Linked DNA regions of Homo sapiens: region 1 is linked to region 2. A link is a loop called in an ENCODE intact Hi-C map of the cell type or tissue named here. Cell type or tissue: ascending aorta. All regions are shown on one strand. Links, peaks and the distances in the headings refer to the core of each region. The heading gives the core; the rest is flanking DNA.

Region 1 (10,643 bases), core at 1,721-9,720, 120 kb after region 2:
TGGACTGATTTCTGGTGCCATCTTTATTATGACAAACTTCCCATTCATACCCAAGTCTTCCCCTGAGTTGCTGTTCTATTCTATCAATCATTGCCTGGTCCAGGCTAAAATTTTAAGATGTAGAGCAGGAGGGATGGAGAGTGGAACTGGGCACACCCATGATGTCTGCATTTGGAGGTTTATTTTATTTTAGTTTTTTATTAAATGTTAATTTTTTCTGTATTTGTTTTTAATATAAAAATTAAAGACAGACTTTTAAAAATATTAGTAAAAATGTATGATTTAGGATTCTTGGATTTTGGATAAGATTACTGAGTTCTCTCACAGTCTGTATCAGGAAATCACAAACTGTTTTTTGTAAAGGGCCGGACCATAAGTATCTTAGGGTTTACAAACCCAGGCTGCTTAATTCTGCCCTTGCAGCATGAAAGCAGTCACAGACAATGTGGGAGCAAATGAACTTAGCTGTTTCAGTAAAACTTTATTTACAAAAACCTGCTGGCTGGATTTGGCTTACAGGCTATAGTTTTCCAACCCCTGTCCTGTATCACTTGAAGTATTTTCTTCCCCATATAAGGTATCAATGTTCTTTACTGTGAAAGTCATCAAAGAAATTATTATCTTTGATTAAAGACCCATGTCTGTGGAGCTGGGCGTTAGATGTCCACATATGCTATCCCAGCACTATTCATAATAGATAACATAATAGAAAATTGTATCATAAAAGATAACCCAAATAGCCAGAAGTAAGAAAACTATTAAGACAATTCTGATAAATCCAAATAATAGACTATTATGTAGCCATTTAAAATGTTTATGGAATTTTTAAATAAGATGCACATGTTTATAATATGTCAACTTTTACATGAGAATAAAAATAATACATATAAAATATAAACTATGTTTTAAAATTCATAGAGAAAAGCCTAAAAGGAAAAACATTAGTGACAGATCTGGGTGAAATTATGAATGATTTTTATTATCTTCTGAATATGTGTCTGTATTTTCTACAATTTCTACAGCAGACCTGTATTAATTTTAAAACAAATGCTGTATTGTTTTAGTGTAAAGAAAGTTTAAAAGATGGCATCCACAAAACAATCTGCATAAATCCACTTAACATCAAGGAACACTGAGCAGATGGACAATGGAAATGCTCGTTTAGTAACAGCACAATAATTCAGAATATCAAGTCAAACCAAAGCCATTTGTAACTTTAATTGGGGTATTGAAAAAACAAGTAATTAATAGTAAACAATATTTTAGAAAATATTTATTAACACTGGGGACTCTTATCAGAGTCACACGTAGTATGCTAGAGTTTTTCAGGGATTGTCTCAATTAATCTTTCCAAAAGCCCTCTAAGATAGGTACTGCTAATATAATCATCATCATCATCATCCCCATTTTATAGAGGAGAAAACTGAGGCTTATACTCTTAAGAACTTGGTTCAAGCTCTGTGTACCTAGAAAGTAATGGAGATTGGGTGCAAATCCAGGGAGATATGATGCCCAACTGAAGAAATTGAACTCTTATAGAACTTTAAAAATAACTATTAGAGGCATGGCATTTCAGGCCAGGCACAGTGGCTCACACCTGTAATCCCAGCACTTTGGGAGGCTGAGGCAGGTGGATCACCTGAGGTCAGGAATTCGAGACCAGCCCAACCAACATGGAGAAACCCTGTCTCTATTAAAAATACAAAATTAGCCAGGCATGGTGGCACATGCCTTTGATCCCATCTACTTGGGAGGCTGAAGCAGGAGAACCACTTGAACCCAGGAGGCGGAGGTTGCAGTGAGCTGAGATTGCGCCACTTCACTCCAGCCTGGGCAACAAGAGCAAAACTCCATCTCAAAAAAAAAAAAGAAGAAGAAGAAGCATGGTATTTCCATCAGGTGAGGTAGTAGTTTCAAGTGGGATTATTAATTAGTCACAGCAACAGTTCCCAACAGGATCTCTGTTTGCCAAAATTTGATCTAGCTGTCTTTATGTTCTAATCTCTGGAAAAGCAGCATTTCTTTAAAAATGCTCTCCAGTCAGACCTTTCACTGGTTTAGACACTGGTTCAGCCAAGAAATCATCATGCCTTCCTTCCAGCTCACCCCTTTGCATCCCTTCTGCTTCAGAATTACAGAGCTTGTATTTTCCAGCAATGCACTGCAGTAGTTGCAGTGGGAGGGCTTTGACTTTGGATGGCTTCCTCAGGAAGGCACACACTGGGCCCTATGAGCCATACTCCTTGTATTAGTCCATACTCACACTACTATAAATAATAACCCGAGACTAGATAATTTATGAAGAAAAGAGATTTAATTGACTCACAGTCCCACAGGCTGTACAGGAAGCATGGCTGGGAGGCCTCAGGAAACTTACAATCATGGCAGAAGGGTGAATGGGAAGCAAGGACATCCTCACATGGCAGCAGGAGAGAGAGAGCAAAGGGGGAAGCGCTACACACTTTTAAACAATGAGATCTCATGAGAACTCACTTACTATTGTGAGAATAGAAAGGGGGAAATCCACCCCCATGATCCAATCACCTTCCACTAGGTCCCTCCCTCAACACTGGGGATTACAATTCACCATGTGATTTGGGTAGGGGCACAGAGTCAAACCGTATCATTCCAGTCATTCCACCCCAGCCTCTCCCAAATCTCATGTCCTTCTGACATTTCAAAATGTGGCCGTCTTTTCACAGCATCACTAGGCAATACCCTAGTGAGGACTCTGGGCAGGGGCTCCAACCCCACATTTCCCCTATGCCTGCCTGAGTAGAGATTCTCCATGAGGGCTCTATCTCTACAGCAGACTTCTGCCTGGACATCCAGGCATTTCCATATATCCTCCGAAATCTAGGTGGAGGCTCTCAAATCTCAACTCTTGCCTTCTGTGCACCTGCAGGTCCAACACCACATGGAAGCCACCAAGCCTTGGGGCTTGTGCCCTCTGAAACAACAGCCCAAGCTGTACCTTGGCCCCTTCCAGCCATGACTGGAGCTGGAGCAGGTGGGATGCAGAGCACCATGTCCTGAGAGTATACAGAGCCATGAGTCCCTGGCCCTGGCCCACTAAACCACTTTTTACTCCTAGGTCTCCAGGCCTGTGAAAGGAGGGGCTGCCACAAAGGTCTCTGAAATGCCCTGGAGGCATTTTCCCCATTTTCTTGGCTATTAACATTCAGCTCTTTTTTACTTATGCAAATTTCTACAGCCTTAAATTCCTCCCTAGAAAGTGGGTTTTTCTTTTCTACCACATGGTTGGGCTGCGAATTTTCCAAACTTTTACGTTCTGCTTCCTTTTTAAATACAAGTTCTGGTTTCAGGTCATTTCTTTGTTTATGCAAATGAGCATAGGCTTTTAGAAGCAGCCAGACCACATCTTGAATGCTTTGCTGCTTAGTAATTTTTTCTGCGAGATACCCTAAATCATCTCCCTCAACTTCAAAGTTCCACAGACCTCTAGAGCAGGGTCACAATGCCGCCAGTCTCTTTGCTAATGCATAGCAAGAGTGAACTTTACTCCACTTCTCGATAAGTTTCTTGTCTCCACCTGAGACCACCTCAGCCTGGACTTCCCTGTCCTTATCACCATCAGCATTTTGGTCACAACCATTCAACAAGTCTAGGAAGTTCAAAACATTCCCTCATCTTCCTATCTTCTTTTGAGCCTTCCAAACTATTCCAACCTCTGCCCATTACCCAGTTCCAACATCACTTCCACATTTTCACATATCTTTATAGCAATACCCCACTTCTGTGGTACCAATTTTCTGTATTAGTCCATTCTTGCACTGCTATAAAGAAGTACCTGAAACTGGGTAACGTATAGATAAAAGAGGTTTAATTGACTCACAGTTCCACAGGCCATACAGAAGGCATGGCTACGGAGGCCTCAGGAAACTTACAATCATGGAAGATGGTGAAGGGGAAGCCAGCATGTCCTACATGGCTGGAGCAGGAGGAAGAGAAAGTGAAGAGGGAAGTGCCACACACTTTTTTTTTTTTTGAGATGCAGTCTCACTCTGTCACCCAGGTTGGAGTGCAGTGGTGCTATCTCTGCGCACTGCAACCTCTGCCTCCTAGGTTCACACCATTCTTCTGCCTCAGCAGCCTCCTGAGCAGCTGGGACTACAGGCGTCTGCCACCATGTCTGGCTAATTTTTTTGTATTTTTAGTGGAGACGGGGTTTCACCATGTTAGCCAGGGTGGTCTCGATCTCCTGACCTCGTGATCTGCCCATTTGGGCCTCCCAAAGTGCTGGGATTACAGGCGCCACACACTTTTAAACAACCAGATCTCATGAGAACTCACTATCTCAAGAACAGCAAGAGGGTAATCTGCCCCATGATCCAATCACCTCCCACAAGGTCCCTCCCCCAACACTGGGGATTACAATTCAACATTAGATTTGGGTTTGACACAGAGCCAAACCATATCACTCTTCACGTGTACTTGTCACGCTGACTTCTCTCGCCTTGCTCCAACAGGCCCTGCTGCCTCCTACTGGAGGCATTTGCATTTGCTGTTCCTTCAGCCTACAATAGCTGTTTCCAAAATCTTCTAATGGCTGACTCTTCATCATTCAGGTCTCAGCTCTAACGTTACCATCCAGAGAGCCCTCCATGCTATCCGTATCTAAAATTGCCCCCCATCCTCCACCCAGCATGAGCAATTCCATTCTTGTTATTTGATGCATTTTTTTCTTCATAGCACTGCACCTGTTTGTAACCCTCTCGTTAATTTTTAAATGTGTGTTGTTTATGCCCTCCATTAGAATATTAGTTCTTTGTGGACAAAAACCCAGCATGCAGTTTTTGCTACAGTCCCTGTTCCTGGCACCTAGGAAGGCCTCAGTAAAGATTTACTGAGTAAGGCCAGGCTTGGTGGCTCATGCCTGTAATCCTAGAACTTTGGGAGGCTGAGGTGGGCAGATCACTTGAGGTAAGGAGTTCGAAACCAGCCTAGCCAACATAGTGAAACCCCATCTCTACTAAAAATACAAAAATTAGCTGGGTATGGTGGTGTGTGCCTGTAATCCCAGCTACTCAGGAGGCTGAGGCAGGAGAATCTCTTGAACCCAGGAGGCGGAGGTTGCAATGAACTGAGATCACACCACTGTACTCCAGCCTGGGCAACAAGAGCAAAACTCCATCTCAAACAAACAAACAAAAAAAGATTAACTGAGTAAATGATCCCATTTAATTTTCCCAAAAAACTCATAAAGCAAATGCTGCTCTACAGTTGAGGGAACTCAAGCTGAGAGAAGTTAAACAATTTCCCAGGTCACACAGCTAAAACCTGGGAAGGACAGGGGTTTGAAGCCAGGGTTTGTCTACCTCCCATTATTTTAACCACCTTCTATTTAGCCCATTGATGACAAGGAGATTCTCTCCCTAGGGCTATAGGAATAGCTGAACATGAGACGCCTAACACTGGACAGCTGAGATCAGCAGCAGTTTACTAGTGACATATACTCACACCCAAAGAGAAGAATTGCTGCACCATGCAGGGCCACACGGGGGGGTGCAATTGAGAGCAGAGTGAACCATAAGAGGTTGTGGAAGGCAGGTTGTGTAGTATCAAGAGGGTGGGGTCCTCCTTGGTTCCCACGAGAGGATAGATTGGCTTGTTTAGATAATTCTGCAGACTAGCAGAGAACTGAAACTGGCTACTCAGGGATAAGCAAGAGCTACACCTGGCTCATTTAACAAGAAGGGTCCTTTGGCCACGGGACTCTGTGGGACTCTAGAGTGGGAATGGGAACTTGTGATTAGGCATTTGAGACCCTCCCAATATTACCGGATGTCAAGGTACAGATAATATTAGACCTTAATTTTAAGTTTTACACCACCCCATATTAGAAACCACATGAATACTAAAAGAGAAAACAGGAGGACTTGTAGTAAGGAGATGAAGTAGAAGTGGCCTTTCAATAAGGCAGCCTAAAAATAGACTCAGCCAGCATCCCTCAAGAAAATGCATGGTTCTTTCCAAATGCCTTGCAATCTTCCAGAAATTCTTTCTTATTTCAACAATACTGCAAAATTGGCAAGGCTGGTCTCTCTGGGAAGAACCTCAAGGGCAATATTTTAGGGCATTTGAGCTCACGAGGATGATAGAAGATGGCTGACTTGCATCCTGCAACTGGTTCAACACCTACCCATAATACCAATGGGTTTTGCTAGTATGGTTTTAAACACCCATAAAAATCAAGCTTTATTGATGGGGAAAACATAATATCTTCCTGGAAGTGGGCCCTGCTTTGTGCAAAGAGAGTACACACAATGTTCCAAATATAGATAACTGACCCAGGAGTCCTCTGGGGCTACTGTGGCCTCAGACATAAACACAATGGAAGAACTCGTTAAAAGCAGCGTGATTGGCATCTAAGTCATGTCACTCTTGCCTGCATTTTAGATACTTAGTTGTGTCAAATATCGAATTACTTTCATCTGTGTGGGATGAAGAGCTGTTTGAAGCTCTTGCTCATTTTGCTTTGGGCATGCGTGTGTTGTTGTTATTGTGATGTTCTCTTCATCTCTTTGAGATTGAATTCTTTCTGCACTTTTACACATCCATGCAAAAGAGAGGAAGTGAGCATTGAGGCCGACAGTCCTCTGACTGGCTGGGGAGATGTGCAACCTTTTTAAATGCATTGCTTGGAGATGTATCTCCTATGTGCCTTTCCTCCCCACCTAAGTGTGCACATGTGCACACACCACACATACACACACACGCACACAGCTGTGCACTAATGCCACAGACAGTCTGGGTCGAACCTACCTTTGCCACTTGCCACCTCCCTCTTTCACCCCTGCCGTAGAGAATATTTGCAGACATTTCAGTGTCTTCACCTCCTGACAGTCTTCTGTTTGGAATGCTTTTCCCCGCCACTCTCCTCTCTCCTTCACCTGCCATCTCACCCTCTTTCACTGGTTGACTCACACTCACCCTTCAGAGCTCACTTCCACACAGAGGTACACATTTTAGTTAGAACCCTGCATTTCCCCTTTGTCATCCTCTGTGTTTGGAGGCTGCCCTGGGCCTGCACACAGCAGCCCCTTCAGCTACAATATGGAACGTTGTCAGACGACAGGGGCAAGACCACTGCACCAGCCAGGAGGGTTGCACCTGTTCATTTCTTTCTTTTTTTTTTTTTTTTTTTGAAGCAGAGTCCAGCTCTGTTGCCCAGGCTGGAGTGCAGTGGCACAATCTCGGCTCACTGCAACCTCTACCTCCTGGCTTCAAGCAATTCTCTGCCTCAGCCTCCAGAGTAGCTGGGATTACAGGTGCCCACGACCACGCCCGGCTAATTTTTTGTATTTTTAGTAGAGACGGGATTTCACCATCTTGGCCAGGCTCGTCTTGAACTCCTGACCTCGTGATCCACCCACCTCGGCCTCCCAAAGTGCTGGGACCACAGGCATGAGTCACTGCGCCCGGCTGCACCTGTCCATTTCTTTCCCTGAATTGTTCTCAAATTGGTCTTCTTCCTTTCAACGCTGTTTCCTGCCCATTTCAGATCACCATTGATATCCCATAAAATACGTTAGCCGCCTTTTAACTGGCCCTGCCTCAAGGGATCTGATGAGGCAAGCGGCACAATCTTTTGCCTTGGGCTTCATTCCTGGATTCTGTACTATAGAGGGCCCAGCTCTGGCTCTCAGAGCTCTTGGGTCTCAGCTGCACCCCTCCCTATGGAACAAGGAGTCTGCAGGCTAAAGGAACGTTCCCAACAAAGCCCTATCTGGTCCTCCACCTGCAGACGGTTCCAGATTAGAATGCAGACACCCAGGACCCTGCATTACTGATATTCCAGCCCTGAGCCAATTCTGGGCCTGCACAGGACTCCTCCCCTGAAGGTGGAGCCACTGCTAGTGTCCACACTACCAGGCCTTGAAGTGTGGTCAAGGGGTAGCAGTTTCCCTGGGAGTGGGATGTGGAGGGAGACTGGACATAGGATGGTGGAAACACACACCTGCCCAAGTCGGGAGAATCTGGGGAGGGAAGAGACAAGAAGCAGGCAGCAGGCTGTAGGCCCTGCAGATGTGAGGACAGGCTGAGGTTGCTCCCTGTCTTGAATCCTCAAGGACTCCCTAGTCCTTTCAGGAAATAATGCAAACCCCTTAGCATTGATATAAGGCCCCGAGGGAGCTTTCCCCTTCTGTACTTCTCCAACTTCAACCATGTCTCACAGTTTTCTTTCAAATTCTCATTCCAGACCCACTGAACAATTTGCATGCCCTTAGCAAATAATTGATCCTATTTTATCGTGACTCCTTTACTTTCTGGGCCCACTTTTCCCCACTAGACTGTGTGCTTCTTATCATGTCTTGTCCTCCGCAGATGTCTCCCCAGCATCCAGGATTGGGCTTGGCACGCAGTAGACTTCTGGGAAATACGGTATATTGGGGGAGGGGAGAAAGCAGGAAAGGGCCAAAAGAGCTGTGTTTCTGCCTGTAGGATTTGTACCTCTGAACCTCTGAGAGCAACCCCAGGCCACTTGGCAACACTTTGGGATGCTTCTAAGAGCCCTTAGACTTAGTTGAGTTCAGGAAGAGGGGAAAATGTGAGCGAGAAGAACATAGAATAAGTAACAAGAAATATTTGTATGGAGATAATGATGAGAAACAAGCCTTCATGAGAAATTATTCCAGAATCAGAAGCTGCAGTTCCCACCCTGGCTCTGCCAGGAGCTTGATGTGTGGACTCTAGTTCAGGGCATTGCCTGGGGGCCCAAGTTCTGAACTACCTTAAGCTCTGGATGTGGGACACTGCTGTGCACACTATATTAAGAGATGCAGAAATATATTTTAGGTAGATTAAAAACATACAAAAACAATTTCAGAATTATTTTGCTGTCTGCTGCCACCATTGCTTTTTTCATTTAGAGAAGGCATGTTCCTGATATAACCCTAGATTGAGGCATCCATAGACAGGTGCATTATTTCACTCCTGGTTCCACCACTTATCATCTATGTCAGAGGTCAGCAAACATTTTCTGTAAAGAGTCAGATAGGAAATACGTTAAGTTTTGCAAGCCTATGCTTCTCAACTCTGCCTTTGCAGTGCAAAGGTGGCCACAGACAATGCAGAACTGAATGGACATGGTTGTGTTTCAATAAAACTTTATTTACACAAACAGACAGTGGGTCGGATTTGGTCCACTGGCCATAGTATGCAAACCCCTGATCTCTATGATCTCCAGCATCTCAAACCTTATCTGAAAAATAAAATGGGATATGATATCTGCCTCTGCAGAAGATAAAGAAATGTTATATGAAATTATTTTGAAAACTAGAATGAACTAAAGCACTAGCAAAGTATACATTATTAGTAATAGCAGTAATGTTACTATGCTATAGTTAGTCTCATTAATAAATCACATTTGTTAAGTACCCACTATATACTAGCTGCATTGTATTGATGATATTACTCAATCTTCACAAAGATCTTGCAAAAGAAAATGGTTACAAACATACAGATGAGGAAACTGAGGCTCAGAGGCTGTGACTCAAGGGTTACATAGGAAGTCAGAGGTAGGACTGAATTCTAATAACAGTTCCTGGATCCAAAATAGTGACCTCAAAAAAAATATATAATGTGTTAAGGATGTAAATAACAGATATATATAGATGAGTACATGGCTGCCAACAGATGGGCCGCTGTTGCATTTAGTCAGTGGGATAAGATCAGGTAACTTTCTTGTTGCTATCAAGTGACAGACACCCCATGCTTGCCATGGTATTTGGGTGCTGGACACTCTTCCCTGGTGGAAAAAGGCCTTTCCTGGCAGGGTCCCAGATTGAAATCCTAAACGAAGCAAGCTACCCGTGATGGGCTGTGTCAGTGTTGGAGGGCTGGCCATCTCTGCAAGGGATTGTCTGAGTCACAAGGCAGCCCTCCAGAACTTTCTGGGCCTGCCCAAAGCCAGGCCTGCCTCGGCCCCACAGGGAGGCGTGAGCAGCCGGCGCCACTTGAACGCCGAGTCTCCTGCTTCGAGGAGGCCAGATTTAGCAATCTGTCACACACAGCCCGCCTCATTGTGGCACTGGGCTCCAAGAGGCTGGCAGCGCGGGCAAGCAGAAAAGCATCTGTCGGCATGCCACACAGACAGGGATTAGAGAGGATGGGGGAGGATAATTATGGCATTTGCTTTCCTGTAAAGTGTATGTCAGGAGGAAAGGATTAAGCTAATTGAAGAAATCTCCAGCACTTACGTCAAAGGTGGTTGAAAAGCGATTGCTTTATCTTGCATCTCACCTGCTTCTGAGAGCCTGGCTCAAGGAGGCCTACCCACATCTCCACTTTGTCCCCAGCAACTCTTTGCAGAAATAGTTTGAGTTGGCGTTAGCCATTCTGCAAAGGAGAGAGGAGCTAAAAATAAGAGCATGTGAAGGATGCTCCCCACCTTTTTTTTTTTTAATTTCCAAAGCTCACACCAAGTTTCTCAGAGAAAGATGGAAAGCTGATTTTCCTGAGGTTTACATATTTGTGTACGTGTGACAGGTGAAATAAATGGCACCTGTATTGCACGTACTACACGGGGACAGGTGGCAGCCGCCCTCAAACTCTATCTCTTTTTCATCTCTCTGGAACATTAGCTTATGCTCCTGAGGGCCAGGCTGCATGCAAAGAGA
Region 2 (10,643 bases), core at 1,383-9,382:
TATGGATTGAGAAAAGAGAACTCTTTTCCCACCAACAGATTGAGTTGTACTGGTTTACCCATACAGTAGCTACCAATGTAGCCACTGCAGTTACATTGGTCAGTGAATGTCAGGGTCTTCCTGCCCACCAGAGACTAAGGAAATATTGATTTAAAAAGGGAAGCTTAGGGAGGTTGGAGATTTTTTTCCCTTGTCTTTTTTTACGTTTTCATTGTTGCCCTTACAGACATTTCTTTGGACCTCTCTTCCGCTAAATGAAGGTTTAGGTGAATTTTGCTGCATCTTCTCCAGATGGGGATGCTGAGATTCACCTGAATGTGCAGTTGGCAGCCAGCTCCCAGACCGAGCAAGCGCTGGGCTGCTCCTCCCGCTGCTCCCCAGGGACAGTCACTGCTGCCCAATGGCCTGGCCCTCCATCTGGTAGGGAGGGATTATGTTTGCTGCCAGGGAAAAGGATCAATGAGCTAATGTCTGGGGAATGTTCTGGAGTTCCGTGGAGGAAAGGCAGAGGCCGCCCACATGTGACACCTTGAGCTAAGGAAGGAGAGCTGTGGATGGAGAGGGGGAACCAGGAAACGAAAATCAAGAATTGAGTCATCTCTCGACTTCGCTGTAGTCCTTGTGGTCAGCCTGCTCTTGTGGCCTTGAGCTGCGCTTTCAAATGGAAGTTTTGAGATGTGATGGGGTGAGGGAGAGAGGGAAGCCTGTTTGCCTTTTCCCCTGTCTGGGACTTTTTCTCCAAGATATCTACAAGGCTCTCTCTCTCCTTTTTCAAGTCTTGATGTAAATGTGGCCTTCTCAGTGAAACCTTCTGCGGCCCTTTCTTCCAACACATTCTATTCCCTTTGCCTGCTTTATTTTTCTCTGCAGCATGTTATCATCTAGCACACGGATTCATTATATATTCTATTGTAATATAATGTAGTTAATGTAATGTCACCCATTCGATGTCAGTTTCTAAGGGCAAGGGTTTTGTCTGTATTGTTTGCTGCTGTATCTCCAGGTCTAAAACAGTGCCAGGCAGATGCCAGGTGCCCAATAAATATTTGTCAGATAAATGAATGAACAAATAATCAACAATAAAGGGGCAGGATTGCAAAGGAGTCAGCTGTGTCCAAGGAGAGGCCTTCGCTGCATTTACACAGCTCTGTTCACTGAGCGTTGGAGTAGCAACCACGGAGTGGGCACAGTTGAGGGAGGTAACCCACCTTTAGTGAGCCCACACATGATGCCAGGCACTGTGGTAGGCATTCTTTGTTCATTATTTAAAGATCAAATAACTATGTGTTGCTAGCTCTGTCTTACAGATGGGAGACCCAAGAGATTAAGAAACTCCTGTCATGTCACCCAACCCAGGAAGTGGCATGATCAGAATGCAGCCTCTTCTCTCTGATTCCTCCCATTTAGGGAAATTTCCAAAGGCAGTCATTTGTTCACAGTGTCTCATGTTTCTTTGCTTTCCTACCTACAAAATAGGTTTTGATTTTCCTCATCCATCACTAAATTTTTGTCTTAGGAGAACAGAAATCTGGGAAAATTAGAACTCAAATATTACAAGATGGGAGCTTTGCAAATAGGGGGCTGAAAAATTCGATGGAGTTACTGAGTAATGTTCTCAAATAAGTGAGTAGAGATCAGGGCTTGATTAAATCCAGCCAAAGGGGATGAATGTTTTTCTTTTTTTTCTTTTTTCTTCCTTTTTTTTTTTTGAGACAGAGTCTCTCTTTGTTGCCCAGGCTGGAGTTCAGTGGCATGATCTCAGCTCACTGAAACCTCCACCATCTCCACCATCCCAGTTCAAGGGATTCTCCCACCTCAGCCTCCACTGTAGCTGGGACTATAGGCATGTGCTACTATGCCTGGCTAATTTCTGTATTTTTTAGTAGAGACAGAGTTTCACCATGTTGGCTAGGCTGGTCTTGAACTCCTGACCTCAGGTGATCCACCCGTGTCGGCCTCCCGAAGGGCTGGGATTACAGGTGTGAGCCACGGCAGCTAGCCAGGGATGAATGATTTTCTATGCAAGTCTCCATGCCAGGCATTGGTTTCAGTCTTGGTACACTCTTATTATTCCTGATCTCTCCTAGGGAGAGTGCAACCTCCACACTCAGCTTATTGCCTCTTATTTTAAAAATAGTTATGGAGCATCTACTAGGTGCTTGGGAGAGGTCAGTAGAGACAACGAAGTTCCTTGCCCTTCATGGAACTTATGTTTTAGTAAGGAGAGGGAGACAAGGAGTCAACAGTAAGCAATGAACCATGAAGTAAATGATAACAGATGGCAAGTGCTCCAGAAAAAAAGGTAAGGTAGCACCGGGGAAGGTTTCAGTATTAAATCGATCGGTTAAGATGGACCCTGTTGAGACGGTGACCTTTGAGCAAGACTGAAGGAGGTGAGGAAGTGAACCAAGAGGCTCTCTGGAGGGAGAGCATTCTAAACAGAGAGAATAGGGCCCTGGCACTGAAATAGGATCATGCCTGGTCTGTGTGGGGGACCACAGGGAGGTGAGCATGAGGTGGGGAGACCTAGTAGGTAAGACAACAGGATATCCCAACAAATGGGATACGGGAGGTCAGCCAACATGTAATCGTTATCTTCTTTTCCCTTTAATTCTGTTTTTAGTACCCACCATAGTTACATATTCCCCAAAGTATTAGCATTGAAGTCTTTGGAAATTTAGCCATTCCAGTCGGGTTAGTTCCCTAACCTCTCTGGATTTGGGTTTCTTCAGCTGCAGCAGGAAGGGATTCTTTCATATTAAGATCATCTCTAATATCCCTCGTTTGACTCTCCTTGAATGATCCCCCCTTCCAGGAGGCCTGTTTGGATTGCTTACTTGCTTCCTTCCCTCCTTTCTTCATTTATTCATTATGAGCTTTTAAAACACTTGTCGGTACCTGAGCACTGTCTGGAACAACGCACATGGAAGCAGAGGAAGCAGAAAGCAGAGTCTCTGCCTTTCAGTAGTTTGCAGTCTCTTCCTGCTAAGGTTCAGTAAGAATGTGATAAGTCAGGTGAGAATTAGGGCAAGTCCATTAGCAAAGTAAGAATAGTATGGGAGAACAAGAAGCCATGTGAGCGAGGACTGTGAGTAAAAGACTGGAATAGGTAGCTAGATGGGCGGCCAGGAATCCCAGGTTCAGGAAATGTGGGTAAGGGGTGAGGATATGGTAAAAGGTGTCTGCATGCTCTGGGGAAAGGGACCATGAGGCTGTGAGATGGAGCCACACCAAAAGGGGAGGCTGGCTGATGGACTGGCCATGGAGACCGGAGGGACCTGGATCCCAACAGGAGGCAAATCTTAAGGAAAGGATGATGTCATGAAGATGGGAATGAAGGGCGATTATCCTGGCTATTTAGTACTATGTGAGGTAGAATAAGGAAATAAAGAAGGGGAAAACCAGCCCAGGAAACTGTTGCATTTCTTCTGGATCCTGATTTCAGAGATTGTTGCTCGTCACTGACTTCTTCTCTGGCCGCCCCCTAGAATTGTAATCAAAATTCTAGGCATTGAGGTCACACACGAAAGCTCATGAGACAACATATATTTGAAGAATAAGAAGCTATCCAAACAAGAAAATGAAACTTTTTCTATGTTGTTGGCCTGGCCCAAATTTTACAATTGAACTCTATGTCCTTTTTCCAGATTTTTAGTGATAAATTCTCTCTCTCTCTCTTTTTTTTTTTTTTTTTTTGAAATGGAGTCTTGCTCTGTCACCCAGGCTGGAGTGCAGTGGCACAATCTCAGCTTACTGCAACCTCCGCCTCCCGGGCTCAAGCAATTCTCCTGCCTCAGCCTCACAATTTTTTTTTGTTTAAGGCAAATAAGACTGACTCTTCCATTGCTTGTTCAAGTACCCTCTGTGAGCCATTCTGTAAACAAAGAATATCTCCAAATTGAGGTTCATGGCCAACTTCATTTTCCTGCGTGCCATTGTAGTGGTGTGATTCACACACTGGCTGCATTCATATATGTGTTTACTATAACGGGCTTTGTGTGGTTCAACTGGGGTTAGACACCAGCATCCACAAGCCCAATGAAGCCCTGCATTCATCCACTCCTCCATTTCTGATTGTATTTCATAATGTGTTGATATTTCTAGGCTAATCTTGCACAACTATTGAGAGATTCTCAGGACCGAAATAAACATCTGGGAGAAGAAATTAAAGAACTTCAGCAAAGGCTTGGAGAAGTCCAGGGCGACAACAAGGTACTGTGAGTATTTACAGGGAAGAAGCTCTGCTGCAACATTGTGCGTTCGAGGTTTATATATTGCACATCGGAAAAATGTAATGCAGCATTTGTTGAAAAGTTTGTTATAGATTTTTAAATTTATAATGAAAATTCGCAGTTTAGCGTATCTTACCTTTTTACATTCCCTTTGTGTGTGTGCATGCATGTATATGTGTGTTTCTCAGTGGCTCTAAAATATTGCCACAACCCATTGTGGAAGTTTCATTATGTTCAACTTAGTGGTGAATAACACTGTGGTTGAGGGCAAAATAAAACCCAAATGTTATACTTTCGCCCTTATATACAAATAATGGATTTGTGGCTCAGATGATTTGGAATTATTCACATTCGGTTTTGAATTTTAAGTAGTCATCCTACTAATTATGTTCTCATAACCAATTTATTTTATTGCTAAATTTGGCAATTTGTATGGAACATTGCTCAAAATCCACTGCTTGGTATTAATCAAACTCCCCTGTTGGCAACGTTAATTATAAAATATGAACTCATAAACTCCCAACTAAATGTGTGCACTCTCTCTCCCAGCTGAAGCTATGAACAAAAGTACAACTGAGAAAGGAAAGAAAAACTACCCAAGTTTAATTCTGTCCTCCCAAATCATTTCCTGTTTTGCCAAGATTGATTCATTTCCAACTCCTTGCCAGAGGTGGCTTTTGCAACAGAGATGGCTTTGAAAGTGGACTCAAGAAGACTATAGTGTGTGTGTGTGTGTGTGTGTGTGTGTGTGTGTGTGTGTGTGTATGGTGTGTTGGAGGGGAGCAGTTCTTGGGGAAATGTTTTTAGATGTTACCAAATTGCTTGACAAATGATGGTGACTTTCATCATTGCTGGGAGTTGTTGGTTATTAGAAGGAGCCATTATGAAAAATGCTCACTCTTTAAAATATGCATAGAATTGCCTGGGTCATCCAGAGAGCTCTTCCATAATAAGACTTCAGAGAGGATGCTGCATACTGCTGGCTTGAGAGTCCTGACTTGAGGGCATATAAACATCTAGTAAGCCTTCCTTACACAGCTTCTTCTCCACTTAACTGGCCTTAAATTTTTTTAACCTCTTGGATTTAACATAAATTTGAAAACTTAGGCTTTACTATTCCTAGTCATGAAATAGAAGGTGGGAAAGAATGTCCAGGAAAGGCTCTGATTAACACTGGACAAGCTAATCCAGCCGCTCGTGGTTTTATTCATCATTAAAAGGATTTAAACTCCGTAACCTAGGTGTTTGGTCAATAATTAAAGGACAGACCTTCTTACTCACTTCCTCAAGTGATAGCAGGAGGGCAAGATTTTCTAGAGAATAAAACAAAATGTATGCAATAGTTTTCTTTAAGCCCATGAAAATACTAGAGGAGTTTATAAACCCATGAAATACTGAAACATATTTAAGATGTGACTTTTGGATCTGTGACTCTTCTTGACTGACTGATAACATATTTTTTCTATTTTATTTCTTTTTTTTTCCTGAGCTGCTCCTCCCCTCAACTTTCCTAAATATGCTCCTGTCTCATCTTTTGGTCACTTTCAATTCTTTTGCCTTTTAGGTATGAGAATTTTAGGAATTGACGTTTGCAACTGACAGTTCATGGAAACAAAGAGAGAGCAGCCAGGCGTGGTGGCACGCGCTTGTAGTCCCAGCTACTCAGGAGGCTGAGGCCGGAGGATTGTTTGAGCCCAGAAGGTTGAGGCTACAGAGAACCATGATCATGCCAGTGCACTCTAGCATGGATGACAGAATGAGACCCCATCTCTTTCAAAAAGAAAGAAAAGAAAAGGAGGGCATGTGTGTGAGTGTGTTAGTGTGTGTGAGAGAGCATGTTTATGTGTGTAACACTGAGCACAGGTGGTCACAGTCTGAACTTTCTGATCTGCATGCTCTCTGAGTCTTTATTCCAGTACCTGGGCACATTTATCAAACTTTGTCTTCTCACCTTAGGTTTAGAATTTAGTGACTGCTATTCATGGCCTGTAAAGAAATTTGCCTGCCAAAAGGGGCAGGGGAAGATGTTCTATTGTTCAGCAAACCTCCCCATTTCAGTATCTGGCCTCTCTCCCTAAAAAAAAAAAAGTCTAACTGCAGTAAGCCCCAGAGATTCCATTTATTCTCATTTGCCTCTAAAGTTACAGGGCTGGTTTATTTTCAGGCTCATGTGAGTCATGATCATCCTTCCCCCAACCCCCACCAGAGGCCAGATTACTCATTCCATAATGGCACCAGGCTTTCTTGAGAACCTCAGAAGCCCCCGTTCCCAGGTAACTGTGACTGTGTGGTAGAGAATGAGTTAAACCTTCAATTTTTTTTGAATTAATTATGGCACTTTCTACTCCAACTCTTCCATCACTTTCTGCATTCAGTTCTACCTCCTGGTGCCTAGGCCTCCATGATCATGGTGTGCTAGGCCCCCATGATCTGACCCCTACTCATTTCTGCAGCCACATCCTTGCTCCTGGTCACCCTTACTTGAGCCCTGGAGCACTAATTTCAGCCCCTTTGCTGTGCTACACTGCCTGTGGCCACAGGACCTTTGTGCCTGCTGTTTGCTCAATCTGGAATACTCTTCCCCTTTACTTCCCCTGCAAGCTCTGCTCCTCTCCCAGGTCATAAGTCAAATGCAGCCTTCTCCAGCTCTTAGGTGTCAGTCCTGTGCAACCTGCAATGTCCTGCTCTGCCCCTCTGCTTCTCACTTGCGTGGCACCGACAGCCCCAAGGGGAAGCTCTTTGAGGGCCGAATTTCCATCTGTATCCTATAAATTAGCATTCTTAGTTCTTGATAGGTAGGTATTATATAATCTCTATTGAAGGAATGGAATGGAATAAATGAATGAATGAAATGAATGAATAAAGGGAACAAAAAGAAGAGCAAAATGATTCAAGGAAGAGTAAGAGAAAAAGAAAAAAAAAGTATGCAAGAAATAAACAGACCAACTACCATCTGGTTGTCATCAGTACTTTGTGGAGTAAGAAGTAGTTTAGAAATTTGGAGAAAGGAACCAGAAAAGCAAACTGTCCCAACAGAGGGGGGACTAACCCCAGATACATGTATTTGAGAAGCTTCTGTGGAGAGAGCAGAGGGTCAGTTGCTGAGCCTTGGGGGACAAGGGATAAGTGTCCTGCTCCTTGACTGGTTGAAGTCTGTTAAATTCAAGAATACTTAATAATTGCTGTTTTTGGACGCCTAACTCTGAGGCCAAACAGCAGGGCTGATGGCGTCATTTTATGAGTGACTGTTAAAGTGGAAGATTTTTATCTCTGAGTTGCCATTTTAACTGATGACCCTTATCTATATTTTGGGAAGCCCAGATTCTAGATGTTAAGTACGTTTGAAAAACAAGGTGATAGGAAATTACTTGCCTTGGATATTTTAGGGTAGACTAATTTTTCCATTTGTTCAGCTAGAGCCTTGTAACCCTATGGGCCATAAAGCATTTCCAAATAGCCTCCTGAAAGATTTGTTGCCACCCTGGCTTCCAAGCAGCTTAGCTCTCACATGGGGCAGGGGGCAGCGTTCTTGTGCCAACATGGGCGTCCTGTGATGGGGGGAGCCTGTGTGATTGATTACCTCCTGCTATCTCTGTCCAGTGCGCAGGAATTTCTTAGGCTCCCAAACTAACACAAACTTCCAAGCCAAACCAGATGAGAGATGTGAAAAGGGAAACCTACTGGATACCATCCCCTTCCTTAAAAATTACAGTTCTTAAAGATTAACAAGGTTAGAGGAGCCCTCTGGGAAAAGGAGGGCTCACAAAGCCACGCATTACCCTCGAAAAGCTTTGCACGTTGCCCAGGGCTCTCAGAGTGTCAGTCTATAAGGAATGAGGAAAGACTCAGGCAGTGCTGGGGCCACAGAGACAGTGGCAGCTCCCCTTGGTCTGCCGCAGAGGTTGGCCTGCTTCCTCTTCTGGGCGTTAAGAAAAGAGTGGATTCAGGGAAAGGGGATCAGGAGGAAAAAAGGGGTCTCGGAGAATTTAAGGATTAGTAGGTCAAACAGCAGAACTAGCAGAGGACATTGGAATCACAAAGACAGCAGTCCTTTCTTATCTGGGGGATACTTCCCAAGACCCCCAGTGGATGCCTGAAACCTGGGTTAGTGCAGCTCTCGGTTGCCATCAATCAGAGCCCATTTCTCTTCATGTCTTCTACCTACGAATGTAATGCCTTTTCCATCTTCACTGAGCACTTATGCACTGTGGCTGTAGCTTTTGTAGTTTGAGGTGCGGCAGCAAAACTAGCACAGATTTCTCTTTCCTTCTTGACAATTTCATGGATAGAAGATTGGTTCTTATTGCAGATCTTAGCAACCTCAGCATATGATTTTTTTTTTCCTTAAGTCGAGAACTTTCACCTTTTCACTTAAAAGAAGCAGTATGTGGCTTCTCTTTGGCATGTCCAAGTTGCCAGCATCACTGCTCTTGTGTTTGGGGTCATTATTTATTGTATTTATTTATTTATTTATTTATTTATTTGAGATGGAGTCTCACTCTGTCACCAGGCTGGAGCACAGTGGTGCAATCTCAGCTCACTGCAACCTCCGCCTCCCGGGTTCAAGCGATTCTCCTGCCTCAGCCTCCTGAGTAGCTGGGACTACAGGCACGCGCCACCACGCCCAGCTAATTTTTGTAGTTTTAGTAGAGACGGAGATTTACCATGTTAGCCAGGATGGTCTCGATCTCTTGACCTCATGATCCACCCACCTCGGCATCCCAAAGTGCTGGGATTACAGATGTTAGCACCGTGCCTGGCCGAGGCATTATTAAGTAAAATAAGGGTTCCTTAAACACAAGCACTGCAATACTGTGACAGTTGACCTGATACCTGAAATGGCTACTCAGTGACTAAGGGGTGGGTAGCGTAGACAGCATGGACCCTGGACAAAGGAAGGATTTGTATCTCTCCAGCAGGGCCAGGTGGGACAGACTGGGACACGAGATTTCATCATGCTACTCAGAATGGCATACGATATAAATCTTATGAATTTTTTATTTCTGGGATTTTCCATTTAATATTTCCAGACCACGGTTGACCTCAGGTAACTGATACCAAGGATTAGGGGGACTACTATACCCTGAGGTGTGCTCCTGAACCAGCTATTTGAAAGAAGCCTGACTTGTAACATTTTGCCAATGTCTGTGTGATAAATACTGGTACCATGACAAATGTCAGGTTACCAAAGTGAAGTCACTGAACTTGGAAATATTTGGACTCTAGGAAAAGATAGCTCCAGCCTGTCTCTGTGAAGTGGAGCAGTGTAGTGCAGCCCAAGAGGTCCACCTTTTAAGATTGTCAGACCCAGGTTTATGTTCTCGTTCTGCCAGTTATTGTCTGTGGCCTTTGGCAAGTCAGTTTTCTCTCCAGGCCTCAGTTTCCTCATCTGTAAAGTGGCAATAATAATGCCTCTCATCGAATTGTTTAATCATTTATTCACCACATCATTTAGTCCCCACATAATTGGGGACTTCCTACATGCTAATTAACTTTCTAGCATCTGAGGACACATCAAAGCAGCTGAGGACACATCAAAGGATAAGAAAGACAGGGTACTAGCTCCCATGGTACTGATATTCTAGTTGGGGAGTAGATAATAAGAAAATAAAATACGTAAGTAATTTCATCAGACAGTGCTTAGTCTGAGAAGAAAAGAGAACAGGACAATGAGATTTAATGATTTAGGGATGGACTTGCATGCAATATCGTTTGTAAAGGGTGTTGCATGGTGCATACCACCTAGCAAGCACTTAACAGAGGGTAAGTGTTGCTGTTGTCTTTAGCATAACATGCGCCCATATTGACTTAGAATCCACTTGTGCAAGAATTCCACCAGAAATCTTAAGATCTTCCTCTCTATTGATCAGCTATTTCCAGTGAACTAGATGTGTCCCCCCAAGTAGAGACAATGATCCTGGTGAGACACCTGGCATGTGGCAGATGGATCCCCAAAAGTCAGCCCTCCTGATCACCAGCCTCGACTTCGCCAGCATCAAGCATTATTGCTTTGGTGCCAAGCTCCTGGGAACTTTCTTGCATTTTGTGTGCTCCTTGTGGAATAAGCACCTAATAGGATATGCCAGAAGCGGCAATTCATGTTCCCACTGGGACAGATGGCAGTTGGTCTTCTTGTCTGTTTACTTTAAAGATTATGGTACTTTCATGCAGAGGACCAATAATACAGTGCGATGTATTCAAAAGCAAGGAAGTTTGCGGTAGGCAAATGCTCCTACCAATGTCACACATTTACACTTCCTGGGCCCCTGCTGGCAAATTTAAATTTAGCTGTTGTGATATTGCATAAACACAGGGTTTTGCCCTTAATAATGAGCTTTATGTTATACCAGCTGAAGGTCTTTAGGTACCTCTGTTTTATCTGTCATTGGTGCCGTGAAATGATAGAGACCT

Evidence for each region. Peaks named below come from ENCODE experiments on the same cell type or tissue, not always from the same donor. Only the 100,000 strongest peaks of a DNase experiment are listed, where the experiment ranks them.
Region 1: it touches region 2 in a loop (4-fold over the local background); 3 of 110 quality-filtered maps call a loop at or near these places.

Annotation. Positions count from the first base shown.
Region 1 is chr4:24,730,116-24,740,758 of GRCh38, reverse strand. No RefSeq gene overlaps it. Among named protein-coding and RNA genes, the nearest start is that of SOD3, 60 kb to the left of the region's middle. RefSeq lists an enhancer at 9,962-10,462. In ascending aorta, for the core only: no CTCF peak of the experiment used is centred there; DNase peaks (open chromatin) are centred at 5,521 and 6,008; H3K27ac peaks cover 4,480 bases.
Region 2 is chr4:24,846,641-24,857,283 of GRCh38, reverse strand. CCDC149 (coiled-coil domain containing 149) reads left to right here. Exons shown (of 13, transcript NM_001395273.1): 4 at 4,105-4,212. Among named protein-coding and RNA genes, the nearest start is that of SOD3, 56 kb to the right of the region's middle. RefSeq lists enhancers at 1-351, 352-852. In ascending aorta, for the core only: no CTCF peak of the experiment used is centred there; DNase peaks (open chromatin) are centred at 4,933 and 6,433; H3K27ac peaks cover 6,729 bases.